2 separate regions of the Homo sapiens genome follow, and region 1 is linked to region 2. The links are chromatin loops, found by intact Hi-C in ENCODE. Cell type or tissue: dorsolateral prefrontal cortex. All regions are shown on one strand.

Region 1 (8,000 bases), 240 kb after region 2:
GCAGCGAGTTGGGGAGCCCAGGCCTGGGCTGCTGAGCTCATGCTGGGAAGGTGGACCTTCTCGGGGGCTGAGGCTTACTCCCATGCAGGAGTATCTGTGTATTCCCTGAAGCAGGGAGCCAGGGCTGAGAAAAAGATGGGGAGGCCTGGCTCTGGTGTCTCGATTGACCTGTGCTGTTTCAGGAGCTGTGAGACAGGAGCCATGGGGAAGCTGACGGACCAGTGCCACCAACAAGAAGAAACAGCCCTTCCTCCAGACAAAGGCTGCAAGCTGGCCTGTCTGCACCGCTCAGGATCTGGAGCGGGAAGGCCTCCGCTGATGTTCTGACTCTGCTGTGGCCTCTAGATGCCTTCTCTAGCAGGGATGCTGGGTGGGGATCCGGTGTGCCTGGTGTAAACTCTGGTGGGCCTGCCCTCTTTTCAGCACCAACACCACATAGACAGTGATCTTGGCAGGCCAATAACCAATCTGGGTCTCCTTTTTCTTGTCTGTATACAATAAGTAGAACAATATTCAGCTGAATTTGATAATGTGAGTGATAGGGTAGTATCCTCATACATTTTCCCGTTCACCTATTCATTTCATTTGTTCCTGCATGCATCTATTAACTGGCAGGCCACACTATGCTGGGTTTACACACTGAGGATTCAACTAGGAACAAGATAGATGATTGCTCGCTGTTTTGAAGTTTACATTCTGGGGGACGCAATGATAAACAGATACATGAGACGGGGAGGACTCTGCGTGTGGGTGGAGAGCCACTGTGTTGTGTTGGAGAAACCCGTGCTTGCCAATCATGCCATCAAGCTGGACACTGCTGCCTCCCATGCCCAGTGCATAGGGCCTGGGGTTGATGGCCTTGAGGACTGCACGGCTGATCAGTCTTGGGGTCTCTTTAGCTAATGTCCTGCTGCTAGCAGGATGTCTGGTGCTTGGTCAGCCCCATGCAGGGTCCTCTGGAGAGAAATTTGCCCTGAAAACCAGTAAAATGTGATTGTTTAGAGCAGGAAATTTGCTGTCAGAGCACTGCTGCATACTAATTGCATAACCTTGGGCAAGTTCCTTATCCTTTTGAAGCCTCAGTTTTCCTATCTGCAAACGAGAGATGAGGATACCTAACTTCACAATATGTGTGAAGCACTCAGCAAGGCCTCTGAAGGTAGTAAGTGCTCAATAGATGTTACTCCTGTGTCTGTACTATCATTGTTATTGGTAGAAAGTGAGCAGTTTTAATAATATGCTTTTTTTCCCCCTTAAGTTGATGTTAGGGTTCACTCGTGGTATTGTACATTCTATGGGTTTGAAGAAATTTGTAGTGACATGTACTCACCTTGATAGTACCATACAGAATAGTTTCACTGTCCCAAAAATCCTCCATGCTCTGCCTATCCATCCCTCCCTACCCTGTAACCCTTGGCAACCACTGATCTTGTTCTTGTCTCTGTAGCTTTTCCTTTTCCAGATGTCATACGGTTGGAAACATGCAGTCAACAGACAGCCTTTTCAGACTGACTTCTTTCATTTATTCATGTGCGGGTTTTTTGTTGTTTGTTGTTGTTGTTTTTCAGAGTTTCGCTCTTGTTGCCCAGGCTGGAGTGCAGTGGCGTGATCTCGGCTCACTGCAACCTCCACCTCCTGGGTTCATGCGATTCTCCTGCCTCAGCCTCCCGAGTAGCTGGGATTACAGGTATGTGCCACCACGCCCGGCTAATTATGTATTTTTAGTAGAGACAGGGTTTCTCCATGTTGGTCAGGCTGTTCTCAAGCTCCTGATCTCAGGTGATCCGCCCACCTCGGCCTCCCAAAGTGCTGGGATTACAGGTGTGAGCCACCAAGTCCAGCCAATAATATGCATTTAATTTTCCTCCATGTCATTTCATGGCTTAATAGTGCATTTCTTTTATCACTGAATAACTGTCTGGATACACTGCAGTGTATTTAACCATGCACCTATGGAAGGGCATCTTGGCTGCTTCTGAGTTTGGGCCATTATGATTAAAGCTGCTGTAAACATCTGTGCAGGATTTTGTGTGGACGTAAGTTTACAGCTCCTTTGGATAAATACCAAGGAACAATAACGTGCTTCTTTAAAAAGATAATTTTCTAACTTATTTTAAAACTACAGTTGACCTATTATTCATAACTATTCATTGCTACTTTAATCAGACTTACTGATTCAGATTGATTTGGAGCCCTACTTCTTCATTAACTCAGCCAATATTTACCAAGCTTCTCACTAAGTATTGAATATGGAGCTAGGGATAGAGACATAAATAAGCTGTCAACCCTGCCCTCAAGACTAGCCCAGAAACACAGACAAGGAAGCCAAGGAGTGGAATACGAGGCTGCCGTAAAGGAATGAGTGGGTGTGCACAGGCGTGTGGAGTGCAGAGGCCGGGTCTGCACCGGTGAGGCCCTTGAGGGAAGGGGTTACAGGGGAGACCAGGTGGGGGGTTCCCTCCATATTGAGCCTCCTCCATGTGTCTGTCCCCCAAGCCCCCTGCCCTCCTGAACTGTCGCAGATTGACGGATGTGTAAGATAAACCCCCAGCAGTGAAGCCTGGACTCGCAGAGGAGCAGAACGAGGGGAAATGAATACGTGAAGTCACGGGCATTTCATGGGTGGACTTGACAGGTATCAGTGATGAAAAGGATGGATTTGCCGAACTGACAGAAAAGAAGACAATTTGGTTTTGTCATTGTCCTCTGCATCCAGGCAAATCCGATGTGATCGTGGCCGTGACTTTTGGTCGGGTGACATGCAGTTGACGTCCTGGTTGCTGACACCTCCTTCTGGTTCATCAGGCAAAGCGTTTCTTGTTCTCTGTGGTAGGGGATGAGATTCTTGTGACACCTGTGGCATTCGTGACCAACCCTCCGCTCTGGTGTCTCTGAGAGGCACCCCCATGCCCTCACTCCACTCATTACAAGGAACAGCAGGCCAGGTTAATGAGCCTGGCCTGGAAGCCAGAGGACGGTGGCTTCCCTTTCTCCTGCTGCTCCAGAACAGGGCCCCTCGAGGGAGCTGTGGCCAGGCTCAGTCTCCATTCATAGCTCCATCTAGTGTCACTGGTCTGTGCTTCCTCTCCACAAATGTACTGATTACTTCCATTCAGGCTTCATGCTCAGACATTTAGAGGAAGCTTCAGATGCAAAATTGTTTACAAATTCAACCTTTCTTGAGTCTGAACTCTGAATGTAAAAAATATATCTGCATAAATCTGAGTGCTAAAAGGCAGACACAGCTTCCATTAAACACTCAGCTCCCTGCCTGCTGCAGGTGTGCTGGGGTAGTGAACCCCGGTGTGTAGGGCGGGGGGCTCCTCACCCTGGGCATTGCCATGCTGGGGTGAGCTGGACACATCTCGGGATGAGACTGCCTGTGCTTCCTCTTCACAGTCTCCTCAGACCCAAACTGTCTCCCACACTATAAATCACTTTTATGCTCCACCCCATCACAATCTCACTCCTTATACAAAGTCTCCGACTCACTCCTGTCCACACTTGCAGTACAAGATGCCTCCATGCACCTCCTCATGTCTCCCCGGCCCTGCCTGCCTCCCAGTCCCACAGACTCCCGCTGTGCTCGGCTGACATTGGCCGGTCCGCTGCACGTGGCTCTGAGACGCTGCTGTGTGGTCTGCTCAATGCCTCCTCCTGGCTTGCTGGGACTCCCTGGCTGTGGCTGTGAAGCCGTGCCCACTGGTTGCATTGCTGGGGCTCGGGCCTCTCTGCCTCCTTTCAGACTTGGATGAGCTGCTGTGGCCCAAGGAGGGCCTGCCGCCGAGGTCTTCCCACTCCCCATAGGGCCAACTAGACAAACAGACCTGAGGTTATGGGACAGAAAGGAATTACATTCCTCCCAACCTCCTCTCCCCTGGACCGCGTCACAGTTTGGTTTCATAGAGCACAGCCCATAGGAGATCCGTGGACGTGAATAGATGAAGTCGCAGAGTGACTGACCACCTTCTCAGTGGCTCACCAGGAAGCAGAGGCCAGTGCAGGATACCCTGACCTCGAACTACTTTTCATTCTTCTCTTCTCCATCTCCCATTTATTTCACATGTGTATCAGGATTGCATCTATTAAGTAAAGCCTGAGTCTAAATCCTCACATCTGACTCTACTCTTTAGGGGAATTGGGCTGCATAAATTGTATGAGAGAAGTTCTTGAAAGCCAGCTCTCAGGGTGAGATTTTGGAGCTGGATGAACAGCTTGTGAAGGGCAATCGGAGCCATATGGATGATCGGTGTCAGAGGTGATTACCCTGGGCAGGCTGGGCCCTTGCTCGGTTTCCTTGGGAAGCAGAGAGCCCAAGACCCGGCGATGAGTGCAAATAGTTTTATGTTTTATGTTGAAGATGATAGCAGGAAGATGGAGTGAGGAGGAAGGGAGATTAAGAAAGACCTGAAGAAAAGCCCGTGTAAATGTGTGTTACTGAGGGAAGTCCCATGAGAAAAAGTGACTAAAGTTTGCTGAGACCTCTGATAATTTTTCACATAAAGATTACTGGGATGGACATTTAGTCACTGAGGCCCATCTCACATTGTTTGAAATTTGTCTCCAGGGACATTAACTCCCACAGCTGCTACACTACTTGTCCTTGGGCCGGTGAGCCAGGTGAGAGCTTGGTCAGCGCCACACAACAGGACCTCCAGGCCCGAGTGCCATAGGCTGGAAGAAGCTGAGGCACAGAGAGGCTGTGGTGGGGGAGGAGGGCCCTGAGGAAGAATGAGGGAGGATCTGACACACGCTGCTTGAAGCAGGGCATTTCCACTGAGAACCTGAACTTGCATGTAGTTGTCTATCTCAGGCAGCTCTGAAACCAGAGCTGGGTTGAAGACATGCTGTGGGAAACCAGAGACATCTGCCACAGTCTGTGCTTTCCTCATTCAGCTAGGCTGTGTCTTGGGCCATATCCTTATTAAAGTCACCCTCCTGGCCCCTATACAAACAAACTAGATTGGCAGTTGATGGATAATATCATAAGCTTAGCTAGGGGGAAGCTCCAGGCACAGCTACTCCTCTGGAGTGGTGTTCTTACTGGAGTGAATTAATGCGCCGATCATCATCTCACTGCCTCTCCACCGGAATCTGTCTTCCCTTGGCCTGCTTTGTGATCCTTGAGCTTGGCCTTGTGGCTGTGTCTCCCCAGCTAGCGGGTGCAATGCGATGCTTTTTCAATAGTCGACCCTGGAGGGAAGTTACAAGGTACAGCAGAGGTTGAGCCCTCTGTTCCTGATTCCTGTGTGCTCTTTTTCCTATTGCAGCATGGCTGGAATTCTGGGGTCCTGGGGTGCCCAGTAAGCTTGTCCGGCATGCCAGAGGATGACTTCCCATGGACCATCCCTGCCCTGTCAGCACCTCAGGGGACTTCTTTTCCACCCACAGTTGACAGCCGCAGGTCTGACTCTTAACTTTGAGGCTGAGTGAGCCCTTTTCCTCCTTGGCTGTCCCACTCAGTCCTAGAGGTAGGTAGAAATCCCTGCATTTGCCAAGTCTGTATTCCTTTGAGTTATTTTTCTCTTACCCCTTTTAGTAGTTCACCATGTTACTGTTACTAGTTAGTAATTCTTTACATTAAATTTTCCCTGTTCTAATTACAGAAAGTTGGCTTCTGTCTCTTGCCAGGGCACTTACAATAAGACACAATCTCTGACTCCTGAGAGGCAGCTGCTTATTTGGTGAAAATTTTTTTTTGCCAATTCTCATAATGAGGAAGAACCCATGGCAGCTTGCTCTTACATAGCAAGTACAGCAGTACAGTTTTACTCTTGTGCACCATAGCTCTGCTAACTTTCTTGATCTCTAATCCGAATGCAGTCCAGCGGGATCTAACTGCCTCAACATTCCAGGGCTCATCATGCTGGTCACATAAAAAACACCACACTGATTGGACCTGGAGATTAAGAAATGTGCAAATAGTGATATGCGGGTGTGCCAGAAATGGGAGGACAGAATCATGACAATACATTCACCTGTATGAAATTTTGAGGGCCTAAGGGACTAGGTTATGGTCCATCTCATTTAAGAAAAAGGACAAATTGCTGCTCCTCACACTTCCTTCAACTTAAAAAAAAAAGGTGTGCAGCTGTCTCTGGATCTTAGGGTGCTATTCTCTGCATTGCTAGCACTTCCCTGATGACAGAAACTTGTGCTGAGGTTTGTGATACTTGCCCTCATTCTTCCAGACCTGCTCTTGCCCTGTTTCTTCTCTGGCTTCTCCACTCCTAGCTCTGTAGCCCACCCTGTGATCAGGTGGGTGAGCATGGCCTCTAGGTTAGATCTGAGCTTTCCCCAGAAGACTCTGTCTTGCCTGCGGCTTTGGCTCTCAGCACCTTCGATGCCTGCACTAAAGATTCTGCACTCCAGTCCCGGTCCTAGGACTTGTCTTGGCAGGGCTGGTAGGGTCTCTGTGAAGGACACTTCATTTGGGCTACTTCTGGAGCTCAGTGCGGGGAGCCCAGCCTCAGCAGGCTCTTGCTGGGCAGGAGGAGGCCCCAGATGGCATCCCCAGCTGCCGGCATGAGTGGGAATTTTTGTGGCTAGAAATCAGAGAGCTGATGCAGGGCCCACGTTGCAGCTGACAGTGCACCTGACACGGGAGCCACCGCAAGAGTAGAGGGGAAGGAGGACTTGGAGGGAAATAGAAACTGCCTGACACGAGACCCACTGCAAGAGTAGAGGGGAAGGAGGACTTGGAGGAAAATCCTGCAAGAGTAGAGGGGAAGGAGGGGAAGGAGGACTTGGAGGAAAATAGAAACTGCCTCGAGGGCTGACCAGGAGACACCCCAGCCTCTGGGATTTCCCAGTTTGGAGAGGGTACTGGGCTGCCACAGGTCATGATGCAGCCAGTCTCATCTAGAAGCTCAGAGGCAGGGTGAACTCAGAATATATCTGATTTCAATAAAAACTGAACATTTAGGTCAAATCACTATTTAAGTCCTTCCAGTCTCAGCTTGGGTGATTTCATGAGCCCTCTTCTCTAGCTAAACTCTGAGGTCCAGACCTGGGGTGAACCCACCTGCAGCCCAGCTACTGGGGTCATTCCAGCCCCTGTCCCCATGGTCTCCCACGGGGAGGGTCTCTGTTCCCCCTGAGCTCTGTGAGCAGCCCTGCTGTGGGACAGCACTTTCTCCCTGATTGAGTGAGGATTTTGACCCACCCCAGCAGTGACAGAAGGGTGCGTCACATGAGTGGAACCAGGGACAGAGAGCAACATTTGGAAGAGTCCACATGGAGACACCAGTGTGCCTGGCAGGGTAGAGGCGGGCCCTGGAGAAGGCAGGGTAGAGGCGGGCCCTGGAGAAGGCAGGGTAGAGGCGGGCCCTGGAGAAGGCAGGGTAGAGGCGGGCCCTGGAGAAGGCAGGGTAGAGGCGGGCCCTGGAGAAGGCAGGGTAGAGGGGGGCCCTGGAGAAGGCAGGGTAGAGGCGGGCCCTGGAGAAGGGTGCGGCTCCCTAGGGAGAGCATTGGGTGGCGCAGGAGTCGAGGAGCAAAAACCAACCCACCCATGACTCACAGGGCCCTGGAAGCAGAACGAGGCGCCCCAACCCAGACACTTGGGCTGCATTGGAGAGGACAGAGTTGCCGTCCTGACCTGCTGTGAGCAGTGTGGCTGTGGCAAGAGACAGATCAGCTCTGGGGGGAAGCCTCAAGCGATGAAGCCAGGTAGCCCTCACCTTGTCACTACCTGTGTGACTTTCAGCAGGAGTCACACTCTGTAAGCCTTAGATTCCCAATCTGTAAAATGTTTCATAGGACTATTGGTGAAGGATGAATGATGTAGAATGTATTGAAAATTTAGTCAGGTGCCTGACACAGAGCGAGTGCTTGGTGAGTGTGAACCATTATTCCAGTTCAAGGGAAAGGCAGGTCAGAGGTCCTGGAGAGGAAGTGCCTACACTCCAGGTGTCTAAGGTGGCCCCTTCCCTCTCCTCTTCCCTGTGGGGACAGAGTGCTGAGGTGGGAGCAGGCTGGAATGAGATCCATGCAGCCTGGGA
Region 2 (8,000 bases):
GGATGCCTGCTGGGTCTTGTGGTCTGAGATGCAAGTGACTTCATGCCACATCCCCCAGATTTAGCCTGTCCCTCCACACCCAGGCCACTGCTGGGGCTGCATGGGGCTGCGTGTCAAGACACGTTTTGGTTCTTTGGCCAAGACACGTTTGGATCTTAGGCCACATCTGATGAAGGATGGGGAGGCTGGGCCTGGCTGGGGCTTCAGAAATGTCCAGGAAGATTTCTTCTGTGTTCTCAGAGACTCTCGAAGGAGCTTTCTCAAGTGCTCCTGGTGTTGGTGCAGGTTCTAATACCAGGATGGAGAAAGCCAAGGAGAGAAGATGAGTGTCCTGCCAGCTCAGTCCCTGTGGGCCACTGCCTTTCCTTTGGGGCAGCCTCTCAGCCCCCGCTTGCACTGTTGTTTATACAAACTTCCCTATAGCATGAGAGATGTCCGAAGATGAGGCTCAGCTCTTCACATGCACCTGCTCCTGCAACGTCACAGCAGCCCTGTGCAGTAGGCATGGCTGTGGTCCCTGTGGGTTCATCGAGGCCAGAGAAGGGGAGTAACTTGCCTGAGGTCAACCATTAGGAAATGGTGGAGCTGGAATTGAGTCCAGGCCATCTGGCTCTATGCTGTCATCGGGGGCATAGGATAAGAGGTCCCAGGCCTCCAAGCCTCTCGAACCTGGGCCAGGCGCAGGGTGGGTAAGGGGCACACACAGGCCAAATGCTTCCTCTGGCCTGGACCACAGCCACCCTCCTCTGCAATGGCTGCCCCCACTGCAGGGCCCTAGCACCTGCTTGGAGGCTGAAGCAGGAAGGAGGGGCGGGAAGGGAAGAGAGGGGAGGATGGGGCCTGTGGGCAAGGGTGCCGTGGGGTGCCTTCTGCTCCCATCCAGTCTTTTTGGTCAAAACATCTATGAGAGAAAAGGGAGGGGGAGAGAGGGAGAAAACCTCTAAAAATAAACTCAGCAATAAACCCAGTTGTGCATTAATTACTCTGGAAGCCATTATGGCTTGAAAACCCCATAACTTTAATGGAGGCTATTATAAGCATAGTAGCAAAATCGTGGAGCTAATTACCAGGCAGTTATCAAGCAGAACACAGAGAGCCCCCAGCCTGGAGAACGCCAGCTGGCCGGCAGGGGGCAGGTCGTGGGATGTGATGCCTGGGCTGGGCAGGGGCTTGGGGCCAGGCAGCGGGTGGGCTGCACCTGCCCCCAGCTCTGGGCCCCAGTCTGAGACGGGGCTGCAAGGTTGGCCAGCACTGGTCCCCTCTCGCAGCCTGCTGCTTCTGCCTGGGGCTTGGAGGAGGGCGGTGTTTGTCTGTGGTCGCAGGCTGTCTCTAACAAGGACCCCAGAATGGCTTCTAGGACCTTGGGTCAGGCAGAAGAATCAGCACAAAGGTGCAGGAGTGGCTTGGCCACACCCAGGAGAGCCCAGGAGATGGAGGCAAGCACGGGGAAGAATGGGGTGCTGGAGGAGGAGATGGGTGGAGGCACAAGGGGGACTTCGTGGAGAGGCAGGACGCGGCGTGGGCAGTGTGTGTGAGTGTAGGGCCCAGGCCTGCCGTGGTCACAACTCCCATCCTGACACTTGCACCATATCTGTGACCAACCTCAGATCTCAGGCGTCTCGGCAAGTAGAGACACAAAAGGCTGTGCCCTGCCCTCCCCGGGTGCCCTCAGAGCCTCAGAGGGAAGCAAGCACTTCCCTGTGGGAGAGTGGAGGGTGGTTCCCAGATGGGGAGCAGAAGCTGGGGCAGCACATGGGAGTGGGAGGGTGGCGGCCTGGACGTGTCCGGCAGGTGCTCCACGGGGACCTGGGTCATGCTGATTGCCCTCCTTGACCTCGTCTTTACAATAGGGAGGTTGAGCTGGAAGTTTCAACGATCCTGCCATTTTAGCAACTGGAGGTTACCATAGGGCTCTGCGAAGATGAAGGGATGTCCTATGTGAGGAAAGTGTAGCTCAGTGGGCACCTAGGGCCAGAGGCGAGGCAAGAGCGCCAACAAAACAGCCTCCGTGGAACTGAGTCCTGACTTAAGGGCCAGCACCCGTGGAACTGAGTCCTGACTTAAGGGCCAGCACCCATGGAACTGAGTCCTGACTTAAGGGCCCGTGGAACTGAGTCCTGACTTAAGGGCCAGTATGCCTATGGAGATCGGCCATACTGGGAACACCTCTCTGCAGGAATTTGTGGCATTTGGTTTTGTTTTGAGAGACAGGGTCTCACTCTGTCACCCAGGCTGGAGTACAGTGCCATGATCACAGCTCTCTGCAGGCTTGAGTTCCGGAACTCAAGTGATCCTCCTGCCTTAGCCTCCCAAGTAGCTGGGACCACAGGTACCTGCCACCATGTCCAGCTAATTTAAAATTCTTTTTTGTAGAGACAGGGTGTCACTATGCTGTCCAGCTGGTCTCAACCTACTGGGCTCAACAGATCCTCCTGCTTTGGCTTCCCAAAGTGCTGAGATTACAGGTATGAGCCATGGCACCTCCAGAGAGGAATTTGTCTATGGGTTTTAGGGTGCTGTGCGCTGTGAATAAGGACTAGGGGGTGTCTGGGACTCAGATGGGAAGGCTCTGATTGACCCAGGCTGGGGCAGAACATGTGAGGCTGGAGCATGTGCAGGGGTGGTTCAAGGCTGGCCAATTGTAAAAGCATGGAAAGGTTTTCTTCTGAGCCTGCAGGTGTTCAAACGAAGGCCTCAGCAATGCCTCAGGCCCTGAGGAGAGGAGCTTATTTAATTTCACTCAACAAATATTAATTGAGCATCTGTAGCAGGCAAAGCACTGTGTTGGATTCTGTGGGCAATCCAGGGTGGGGAAGCTTTGCTCAGTCCAGAGCGGAAGAGACGACACAGCTCGCTCCAGTGCAGGTGACGTGTGAACGCAAAATGTTCCCAAAGGCCTGCATGCGTGTGCGTGGTAGGTTACAAACAAGCTCAGACACTGTCCGAGGTACTCATCCCTGGAGGACGAGAAAGGCCTTTTTACCCAGTAAGATGGGAACAGTAGTTAAGTGGTTCATCAAAAAAGTCCATTAAGGCGAAGAATCTTTCCAAATGATACATACATGCCATACATTTCAATGTAAGTAACTCGCAGAGCCAGTTGTCCCATAGATGATGTTTCCCCAGGACTGCACAATGCATGCTAATTTTTCCCAAATCCGAACGACCCATCCTTGCTGGCTCTCAGCACTTCCGCTCAGCCGACACGGGGTCAGGGAGGTCTGTGCTGACCGTCTGACATCAGCCACATCGCAGCATCCCGCTGCGATCTCGTTTTGATTTCTTCAAAGTGATTCAAGGGCTGAGGAGCACTTGGTGAGCAGTCTGAGTGTAGCACCCTTTAGAATATGACTTTTCCCTGCCAGCCTTTACCTAACTTGGAGAACTTTTTTCTGGACTCACCTTATGAAATTTTCATAGAAACAACACATTTACTTCAACACGCTATTTCAACAGTTTACATGACATTCTGTGATGACAGTAGCAAGCGAGACGGTGAGTGCTGTGAACAGGCTGGGAACCGGCGTCACTGACTCTTGAGGGCGTGGGCTCAGTGGTGACAGCAGAGGGAGCCCCAGGCATCACACGGCGCCGGTCAGTGTGCTGTGCGGACCGGGTGCAGGACACCAACCTGCTGGTTAAGACAGCTGCTGTTCATATCATCTCTGTCACCCAGGAACCCCAGTGCCCCCAAAGAGAGGGAGGGACAGGCTTTGTCCCACAGATCTCCAGGTGCCCCTAATGGGATCAGCGGATTAGTATTGATTCTGCAGGCGCTGCTCAGGAAACGCCTGATGCCACAGCTAATCAGCTCCCAGCCCAGTCAATCCATACTTCATTAACCTAACCCCGGCCCTCCTGCCCCCAGCACCACCGCCTCCCGGGCCCACCACAGCCCTGCTGGGGGGCAGGACACAGGCACTGACCTCACACCATATAGGAGCCACTTTCCCAGGCCCCTGCTCCTCCTTTGCCCTGGTCACCGACTGCAGAGGGCTGGGGAGGGGCCCCATAGCAGATTCCACTCTGAATCTTACATTGAAACAGTAAGACTCCCTTTTCCATAAAGCCCAGTCCCTCGATGTTCAGAGCAGCCACAGCATGAGGCAGACACACAGATCTCGTCCCCATTTTGCATGTGAGGACACCAAAGCTCAGAGAACCTGAGTGATCGGCCTAAGGTCACTGCGTTAGGTGTCAGCAGAGCTGCTCAAACTCGGGCCTTGGCCTCTGTGTCCAGTGCCACCCGTGCCCACACCACGTCCCCCTGCAGACCCTCCCCTGGCCCACCCTCGTGCCCACCCACTGGGCAACCCTGCTCCAGGGCCAGAGCCCCCTGACCTTTCATCCCCTGCATGGCCTACCTCAGTGGTCGGGCCGAGTGCCCCCAGGAAGGCACTGCTGCTCTCCCCCCACCCTGCCCTCGCCTTGCTCATGGAGGAAGAGTGGCAAGCTTGGGCCCTGGGATGTCTGCACTCTGCTTCCCAGCCTGGGTCACTGCAGGCTCACGCTTGGGACTGCTGATGGAAGGGCAGCGTGAATTCCAGAGCTCAAACCATCTTGTTCCCTTCTAACTGGGAAAACCCAGCCAAGGACTTGGGCAGAAGGAAGTATTAGTTTTGTTCTGATTTGGTGCAGAGAATATTTTCACGCTTTGGTTTTCTTCCAGCATCAGAAATGTAATTCACTGACTTTTTTTAGGTAGTTCCTTTGTTTTTCTTTTTTTCAGAAATAGTCTTTGGCTTTGATTTTGATTATGATTCAGTAAAAAATGGAAACTGGGGTTTGGCTTAGTATAGTACTCTGCAAGTCAAAGTCCATTCTGGCTAACTGCAGGAATCTCAACCGAATACACTGTTGGCCCCGGCTGGTGTCACTGAAGTTCCCTGAATCATGTAGCTAGTGGTCTTCAGGCAGCAGTTCATCCACTCACCCCAGAGCCTCCATGCAGGAGGCCCTGAAGCAAGAATTGGGGCTTCACCGTGTGACGACATCACTTGCTGCTGCTCTCTGCTGGGGCACGCCCGGGGGCGGGTGGGGAAGCGGGGATGGGCACACAGATGCTCTGCAGGGGGACGGACAGCCGGAGAGGGAGCGGCAGCTGGAGAGAAGGCTAGCTGAAGGAAGCAAACCTGATAAAGGATTGTGGGACGCTGGACAATGGTGAGCCAGGCCCATGGAAGACCCCAGAGAGGAGCCATCCCACAGCAGGTCATGATGGGTGATGGGAGTGGGGGTGCTTCTGCTTGGCCGAGTGGAGGAAGGCGTTCGGCAGGAATGTGCTAACCATGACCGGACGATGGTGCACAGAGCACCACTTGGCCACTTGACCCCTGCCTGCGTGATAGGGATTACTGAGGGTCATGCTATCTTTGGGATTTGTGGGACTGGCAAGTAGTCCTTGTACAGAACCCTGGAGCCCAGCCTGGGATTGGGGGAGAAGTCTGGTATTGAAAGGTCCTCGCTCCCCAACCTCCTTTGCCCTCCTTCCTTGCTACCTTTCCATCCTTGCCCTAGGCCCATTCTAAAAGCCAGGCCCACTTTTGGAAGGAAATGTCCCCACTCCCAAGACAAGTATATTCATTTCCTATCCTATTGCTATCTAACCAATTCCTACACACTTGGCAGAGGACAGCCCCCATTGGCTCTCTTCAGTTCCTAAGGGTCAGGAGTCCAGGGTCTCAGAAGGCTGCGAAGTATTGGCAGGGCTGTGTCCTCATCTGGAGGGCTGACTGAGGAAGACTCTGCTTCCAAGCTCACTTGGGTGGTGGTGGGAATGCGGGCCATGGCTTCCTGCTGGCTGTTAGCTGGGACTGCCCTCAGCTCCTGGGGGCTGCTTGCAGATCCTTGCCACATCGGTTTCTCCAACATGGCCACTTACTTCGTCAATCCAGCAAGGAAGGGATCTAGAGCCAATCTGCTAGCAGATGGAATCTTACAGAGCACAGTGTAATCCTGGGAGTGATGGCCCAATGCTTTTGCACAGTCTGCTGGCTAGGAGCTGGTCACGAATGCCATCCACACCAAAGGTGAGGACTGCACGAAGGCATGAGCACCGGGGGGTGGGGCTTCCAAGGATACCTGAGAGTCTGTCCCCCACACCAAGGCAGATGGGCCATGTCTGGCCCTCAGCTCCTCAGACCCTGCCTAGTCCCATAGCTACTGAGGGTGACGGCAGAACCCAGCCACAGTCATAGCCTTCTGCCACCCCCCTGCCACCACCTCTTTGCTCTCCTCTGTCCTGGAAGAGCCATGCATGGAGGGGCCCTGCGATGCAGAAAGGTTCTGAACCCCACAGCCAGACGACCCTGTGCACCTGCCAGCCTCTTTCTGCCTCTGCTACGGGATTCTGGTGAGGTAACCTCTCTGGGCCTTCATTTTCCCATCTGTAAAACGGGAATAAAAATACTGCTCCTACCACTAGGCTGTCAGGATAACTAGAAAAAAAAAAATCAGGCAAACCGTCTGCCACATAGTTGGGCCAATAAAGAGCAGCTGCTGTCACTGCTGACCTTGCAGCCTGGAAGGGCCAGGAAACGGGTCTGCTCGGCCTGGCTTCCTGCTGCCTCCTTCCAACCAAACTCCGGGCTGCTTGCTGGAGGGCAGATGGAAGCCACGGACCTGAAAGCCCCACGTCACCTCCAAAGAAGAGGCAGGTGGAGAGGAGAGGGTCTGGGATCGTCAGAGGAGAAAACACCAGCACGAGGCCCCTGACGGCGTCCTTTGATTTCCCTTGGCCTCAGCTTCCCCATCTCTCACACGGAGCTGCTACACCTCTTGTTGTCTGGCATGTCCCATTGTGACCTAACACACAACCTCAGATCCAACCACCATCTTTCCTCTGGAAGCAGCTCTCATCCAAGCCCCCTTCTTTCTGTCATGGTCCCGGCATGAAAACCTCAGGGCTGCCCTTGACTCCACCTTCTCCCTGCATCAGCGGGGCCTCAGCTCCTTCCACTGCTGCCCCGGCCTAGGGCTCCATCCCCTAATCCTGGGCCAGGTCAAGTTTTTACCCACAATGGCCCTTATGGTGATCTCTCTGACGCCTGCCTTTCCTCCTCAATTCAGAGTCCACACACTGTCAGACCCTCCAACCCCAGCCTGCGACCTGCTCAGATCCTCCTGTGCACTCCTGACTGCAACGTACCCAGCCTGGCACTCAGGGATGCCTGCCCTGCGCCCGCCCACCACTCCCACCATGTCCCTCCTGTTCTCTCCTGTTCCCTGGCCATCTCTGCCCCGCCAGCTTCCGTCCCTGAAATTCCAACATGGCATGCTTTTCCTCGTCCTGTGGTGAGATGCAACGTGGCCCATGCCAGAGGGCAGTGCCCCATTCCCACCCAGAGCCACAGGGGGGGCCAGAGGGCAGTGCCCCATTCCCACCCAGAGGGCAGTGCCCCATTCCCACCCAGAGGGCAGTGCCCCATTCCCATGCCAGAGGGCAGTGCCCCATTCCCACCCAGAGCCGCGGGGGGTCCAGAGCCAGGGAGAGGGTTCTCAAGTTGAGTCAAGATGCCCAAGCGCAAACCAGGCCTGGCCATTGCAAACCAGCACCTGTCTCGTTTCCTTCCAGCTGTCAACTGCTCCCTTGCCTGGGCCTCCATGCCCTGCCTGCTCCTCTCTGCCAGGACTTGGCCAGGGTACAGTGCGTGTGGGGGTATACCTGGGCCTGAGTGGCAGTTAGGGGGCCCCGCAGTGAGGAACAGCAAGCATGGGTTTGGTCCCGGTGTCCCCTCCCCCTTGCCCAGCACTCTCTTGAGGCTGATGATTTGGGGAGACGCCAGTCTGACCACAGCGACTCAGGTGCCTGCTCCCTGCCTGCTCCCTGTCCTCCTCAATGCGTTGCTTGGAATTCGACTCAAGAAAACCCCTGGGGTTGAGTATTCTGTTCTGACAGGGCATCGAGGCTGTGCTGGCCACCACAGAACTGCCCGCCTGAGTGACTTCACAGGGCAGCTGGCCTGCTGCTTGACACCCATGTGCATGCGTGTGTGCATGTG

Evidence for each region. Peaks named below come from ENCODE experiments on the same cell type or tissue, not always from the same donor. Only the 100,000 strongest peaks of a DNase experiment are listed, where the experiment ranks them.
Region 1: a loop joins it to region 2, with 1.9 times the contacts of the local background. A loop is called at or near these places in 5 of 110 quality-filtered maps.

Annotation. Positions count from the first base shown.
Region 1 is chr11:134,632,641-134,640,640 of GRCh38, forward strand. It overlaps LOC105369583 (a long non-coding RNA gene), which reads left to right and starts at 7,541. Exons shown (of 3, transcript XR_948212.3): 1 at 7,541-7,668. RefSeq lists a silencer at 4,727-4,857. In dorsolateral prefrontal cortex, a CTCF peak has its summit at 3,076 (motif pointing left); DNase peaks (open chromatin) are centred at 3,011 and 6,541; H3K27ac peaks cover 97 bases.
Region 2 is chr11:134,390,184-134,398,183 of GRCh38, forward strand. All of the region lies in intron 1 of B3GAT1 (beta-1,3-glucuronyltransferase 1), which reads right to left. Among named protein-coding and RNA genes, the nearest start is that of B3GAT1, 18 kb to the right of the region's middle. RefSeq lists enhancers at 3,249-4,079, 7,404-8,000. In dorsolateral prefrontal cortex, CTCF peaks have their summits at 1,118 (motif pointing right) and 3,565 (motif pointing right); a DNase peak (open chromatin) is centred at 3,578; H3K4me3 peaks cover 777 bases; H3K27ac peaks cover 7,546 bases.